Linked DNA regions of Homo sapiens: region 2 is linked to region 1. A link is a loop called in an ENCODE intact Hi-C map of the cell type or tissue named here. Cell type or tissue: prostate gland. All regions are shown on one strand. Each heading gives the region's core, and the rest is flanking DNA. Links, peaks and the distances in the headings are about the cores only. Region 1 overlaps LINC00544 (long intergenic non-protein coding RNA 544). Region 2 has its middle 14 kb from the start of LINC00365.

Evidence for each region. A loop is a pair of places that touch in the nucleus more often than their neighbours do. Peaks named below come from ENCODE experiments on the same cell type or tissue, not always from the same donor. Only the 100,000 strongest peaks of a DNase experiment are listed, where the experiment ranks them.
Region 2: a loop joins it to region 1, with 2.3 times the contacts of the local background. A loop is called at or near these places in 4 of 110 quality-filtered maps.

What each region holds. Positions count from the first base shown.
Region 1 is chr13:29,944,828-29,947,741 of GRCh38, reverse strand. LINC00544 (long intergenic non-protein coding RNA 544) reads right to left here. Exons shown (of 5, transcript NR_033889.1): 4 at 1-139. Among named protein-coding and RNA genes, the nearest start is that of LINC00544, 9.8 kb to the right of the region's middle. In prostate gland, for the core only: no CTCF peak of the experiment used is centred there; a DNase peak (open chromatin) is centred at 1,468.
Region 2 is chr13:30,093,737-30,096,650 of GRCh38, reverse strand. No RefSeq gene overlaps it. Among named protein-coding and RNA genes, the nearest start is that of LINC00365, 14 kb to the left of the region's middle. In prostate gland, for the core only: no CTCF peak of the experiment used is centred there; no DNase peak of the experiment used is centred there.

The DNA of each region.
Region 1 (2,914 bases), core at 220-2,719:
AGCCGCTTCTGAGAATTTCACTCCACACGTGACGGCCAGAGGAAAGGGAGAATTGATGTGGCAGGTCCTGAGCTGGGACATGAGAAGCCATGGCCAGGTCAGTCTTCCACGACTCTTCTTGTGCCAGTACCTTGTGGAACTGATATAATTCTGGATGTATGAGCAGTTTTCATACAACACTCTCCCTAAAGCATCGTAATACCTGGGACGGAGAAGGGCTTTTCGAAGGCTACTCTGCCTATGTGCCAACTCTGCCCTACTCTCTTGCTGATGCTAAGAACCAGTGTAGGGGAGAAAAGGTAACATCTTTTCCTCACCCATTTCTAGGCTCATGGCTGAGGCCCCTGTAACAAAAGATAGCGCAACAAGAAAAAAGCATACAAATTGATTTAGTGTAAGTTTTATGCGACACAGAAGTCTTCAGCAAGGAAGACCCCCGAAGGAAGGTCTTTTATGTTAGGTTTGATGCAGAGTGGACAACAATGGATAAGTGTAATTGGACAAAGGGGCATGATCTAATGGTCATAAATTTTTTTTCTTTTTTTGTTGAGACAGAGTCTTACTCTGTCACCCAGGCTGGAGTGCAGTGGCATGATCTTGATTCACTGCAACCTCCACCTCCTAGGTTCAAGTGATTCTCCTGCTTCAGCCTACCAAGGAGCTCGAATTATAGGCGCGTGCCATGGCACCCAGCTAATTTTTGTATTTTTAATAGAAATGGGGTTTCACAGTGTTAGCCAGGCTGGTCTCGAATTCCTGACCTCAGTTGATCCACCCATCTCGGCCTCCCAAAGTGCTGGGATTATAGGCGTGAGCCACCCTACTAATGGTTATTAATTGAGGAGAACTAGTCAGGCCTACTTGCTCAGATTCTTCTATGTGTCCCCGAGTTTTCAGATAGGGACATTCCTTTCCTCCAGGTGTGGAGGGGGGGTACCATCACAAGAGGGTCTTATTACTTCCTTTAGTCATTGATGGCATGCTTCAGGGGAGAAGAGTAGGAGAAGGTCAGAGAGAACTGTGTCTGCTGCTTTCTTAAATGCCAAGGTGCCGTATTTTGCATAGCATGTCCTGAACCCAATCACTAGCCGTGCAGTGATGACTCCATTGAAATTCAGGTGGTGTGAAGTCCTCTAGGAGCCCCATTAGAATTAAACAGATTGTTCAGATTCTTTAGAATTAGAGGGACCCTGACAGATACGTGTGTCTGCCCAAACACACACATGTGGAAAAGAACAGAGCTAGAAAGGCCTCCGAGAGGAGATGGTATTTGAGCTGCAGCTTGTAGCAAAAGTCGAACTGTTCCAGTCAGACAAGAGAGGGGATCGAAACAAACTCTGAAGCCAAGAGCACCAAGGAGGGTTATCAGGTAGGTGTGGAGCAGACTTTTGCTCCTCCGCAGAGGTCCTGCTTTTGTGTACAAACTTCAGCTTGCGAGCTTAGAGCAGAGAGGAACTTGGGAACATTCAGTCCAGACGTCTTTTTATAGATAAGGAAGCTGGGGCTCAGAGAAGGTCAAACAGATTGTCTAAGCACAATTACTTTGCTGCTGAAGGAGAGAAGCATTTTGTTCCACAAAGCCCTAATATGCATGGGATGAACACAACCTAACATACATCTTGCTTGACACCTGTGATGTTTGGCCCACATACAGCACCTCACTTGGTGTTGTATCTGTATGGAAATAAATGGCCTGTTAGGCTGAAATGATCTATGGACGACCTTCAGGGCTTTGGAGATGGTCTCTTTCAGGGCAGGTCACTTTAAAACCAATAATATGGAAGCAGGGAAGATGCCTCTGGTGGCTAAGGAAGTCTGTCTCCTGCATTTTTATGCTGGGCACTTTTCATTAGATAAGTAAGTATATGTCAGAAAAACGTGAAAAAAAACCCATCTGTGTCTATAACTAATTAAAAAGATGTGTGATCAACAAACACCCTCTTCTCCTACAACCAGGGAACAAACAGCTCATTACTTTCCTTAAAAGCCATCCTGGAAACCTTTCCCGGGGAAAATGCGCTGAGCATTGATTATCTATCTACACCCATCATAGCCACACGGCACATTATTCCATTTGTTGGGAGACCTTACTTTACCGGTTGCAGACCAAGTTTCCAGAGTAGAAAGCATGGTCTTAGTCTCACCCCAACTAATGGTTCTTCAGAGGTCTCCCAAAACTCCTGCCGCCTCTTCTGCACGTTAATGAAAATAAATGGCACCAATCTCAATGTTCTTTGCCTCAGACCAAATGGGGCCAGGAGCTTAGAAGCAAGAAGCTGAGGCATCAGCAGGGTACTCCCAGGACAGGGCTTCCTTTGGCTGTGATCATTACGTGATTCCCTGACAGGCTGCTGTTTTCGTCGACGGTGTCCGTAACTCACTGACTGAAATCTTTGACCTCTGTAGTACAGATGGGATCCATTTGCTGCCAGTAATGATGTGTGACCTCTTGGTGAAGGCAGGGGAAGAAAAGAAGCTGAAGAGATCTTCAATATTTTTGAGAATGCATTACAGGGATTCAAGAGTGTCAAAAAGAGACATGGGTGATGAGGAAAGGAATAAACTACTCGCTTTTTTTTTTTTTTTTTTTTTTTTTTTTTTTTTTTTTTTGAGACGGAGTCTTGCTCTGTCGCCCAGGCTGGAGTGCAATGTCGTGATCTTGGCTCACTGCAACCTCCACCTCCCAGGTTCAAGCGATTCTCCTGCCTCAGCCTCCCAAGTTGCTGGGACTACAGGCGCCCACCAACACGCCCAGCTAATTTTTGTATTTTTAGTAGAGACGGGGTTTCTCCATGTTGGCCAGGCTGGTCTCGAACTCCTGACTTCAGGTGATCCACCCACCTTGGCTTCCCAAAGTGCTGGGATCACAGGCGTGAGCCACCGCACCTGGCCACTACTACCATCTTTTAACAGA
Region 2 (2,914 bases), core at 140-2,639, 150 kb before region 1:
CAACTAATGATGTTGTAATCAATCATGTCCATGTAATGAAGTCTCCAGAAAAACCAAGAAGGACTGAATTTAGGGAGCTTCCAGAGAGCTGAACACATGAAGGCTCTTGGGGGATGGTGGCCCAGAGGCTCTGAGCTCTTCCTGCATTGCCTTGCCCTGTGCATCTCTCCACCTGGCTGTTCATCTGTAGCCTTTGTAACATCCTTTAAAATAAATAAGTAAACATAAGTAAAGTGTTTCCCTGGGTCCTGCGAATCACTCTAGCAAATTAGTCAAACCCAAGGAGGGAGTGTTGGGAACCCTGACTTGTAAAATCTATAGCTGGTCCATCGGAAGCTCAGGCCATAACTTGGGCTTGCGATTGGCATCTGCAGTGGGGGCAGTCCTGTGGGACTGAGCCCTCAACCTGTGGGATTAGATGCTTTCTCCAGGTAGATAGGATCAGACTTGAATTGAATTATAGAACACTGGGCTGCTGTCCACTGCAGAACTGATTTTTGTTTTGTGCGGGGAAAAAACTCTATACATCTGGTGTCAGAATTGCATTGAATAGTGAGTGAGAGTAGGGAAAACACTGTTTTTTTCCTATCTTTTGGCGCTCAACATTACATTCTGATGTCCACCTTTTTAAGGTGTTTTGGTTTTAATAAAAAGAGAGCAGCCAGGTGCGGTGGCTCACACCTGTAATCCCAGCACTTTGGGAGGCCAAGGCGGGTGGATCACTTGAGGTCAGGAGTTCAAGACTAGCCTGGCCAACATGGTGAAACCCCATCTCTACTAACAATACAAAAATTTGCTGGGCGTGGTGGCAGGTGCCTGTAATCCCAGCTACTTGGGAGGCGGAGGCAGGAGAATCACTTGAACCTGGGAGGTGGAGGTTGCAGTGAGCCGAGATTTTGCCACTGCACTCCAGCTTGGGCAACAGAGCAAGAGTCTGTCTCAAAACCATAAAAATAAAAATAAAAGAATAAAAAGAGAGCAAGGGAGGAGAATAATAAGAAACATTAGAAGAGACATACCTTCATGAGGTGCTATGGACTGAATACTTGTGTCCTGTCCCCTGCCCCAGAATTCAAGTGTTGAAATTCTAACCCCCAGTGTGATGGTGTTAGGAGGTGGGGCCTTTGAAGGTGATTAGGTCATGAGGGTGGAGCCTTCATGAATGGGGTTAATGCCCTTATAAAAGGGACCCCAGAGAACTCTCTTGCCCTCTTTCTGTCATATGAGGAGACAAAGAGAAGATGGCTGTTGTATTAGTCCATTCTCAAGTTGCTGATAAAGACATACCCAAGACTGGTTAATTTATAAAGGAAAGAGGTTTAATTGACTCATGTTCAGCATGGCTGGGGAGGCCTTAGGAGACTTACAATCATGGTGGGAGGGAAAGCAAACACATCCTTCTTCACATGGTGGCAGGAAGAAGAACTGCCAAGCAAAGGCAGAAAAGCCTCTTATAAAGCCATCAGATCTCATGAGAACTCACTCACTATCATGAGAACAGCATGGGGGTAACTGCCCCCATGATTCAATTACCTCCCACAGTGTCCCTCCCATGACATGTGGGGATTATGGGAACTACAATTCAAGATGAGATTTGGGTGGGGACACAGCCAAATCATATCAGCTGTCTACAACCCAGAAGAGAGCCCCATGTTGGTGCCCTGATCTCAGACTTCTACCCTCTAGCACTGTGGGAAATAGATTTATGTTGTTTGTAAGCCATCCAGTTTATGGTACTTTGTTATAACAGCCCAAACCTAATAAAACATGGAGTTACCTTCTAGTCAAGTTAGGAATCCTTGACTCAGGTCAAACTTGGCCACCCTCACACAGTAGGTACTTTACAGATCTTTGTGAGGGTTAGCATAATGATGAAATGTTAGGCCATTCTGTCACAGACGTGTCCTGTGAAGCAGTCCAGAGCTGTTCTGGTCAGCCCAGCCTTGGCACTTTTTCTCGGCACTCAGCAATCAGAACTCACTCAGTCAGGGCCACAGCCTCACTCAATCTCCATAACAGTAATGTGAGGTGGGCACTGTGTTGAACAGAGTTTCTAACTTACAATTACTTAAATAATATAGATATTTATCACCAAACTTAACAAGAAGCGTGGTGGTAAGGGATTCCACAATTGTGTCAGCAGTTCAACAATGTGTTGGTGTCTCTGAGACTCTTCAGGTCACTCACTGTGGCAAGATGACCCCTGCAGGGTTGAGCATCGCACTCGCATGTGAAAACATCCATCTCCCAGGCAAAAGCTGGCCTCCTCTTCCAGCTCACTGGCCAAATCAGGTCACATAACACCCTGGACGAACACCTGGCTGAGGGAGGAAATTGCTGCAAGGATTCAGGGCAGGCATGATTCATTGCCACAAAGGACCCAGCTCTGAGGGCAAGGGAGGACCATGGCTACCCCAGAGCACCTGTCCACAGGGCCTGCCGCAGGCGTGTTCTCAACATATGCACAGGTTAGTGTGGCTAACAGGGGCAGAGAGGTATGGACACGCAGCCTCGATGCATGGGGGAAGATATAGAGCAACTCTGCTGTGTTGTTTGAGACAATCTTGAAAGATAAGTAGAAGTCTGTCAGGAGGATGTGGAGGGTGTGTGTGTGTATGCATGCACATGTGTGTGGTGTGTAGAAAGAAAGTAAAGGGAGAGGTGATCTAAGCAGAAGGACCTGCTTGTGCAAAGTCATGGCTGCATTCATTTATTACAAGCATGCATGGAGTGGAGTGGCAGAAGGTGAAGCCGAACAGGTGTGTCAAGGCCAAATGATGAAGGGTCTTCCAGATGAGATAGGGGAGGGCTGGGAGCAAACAAAAGGAGACACAGAAGGTTACCTTATCTGTTACCTAGTGCCTACTATGGGCTGCTGCAGGTAGCTGTGTTTCTCACTTAATCCTCCAAGTAA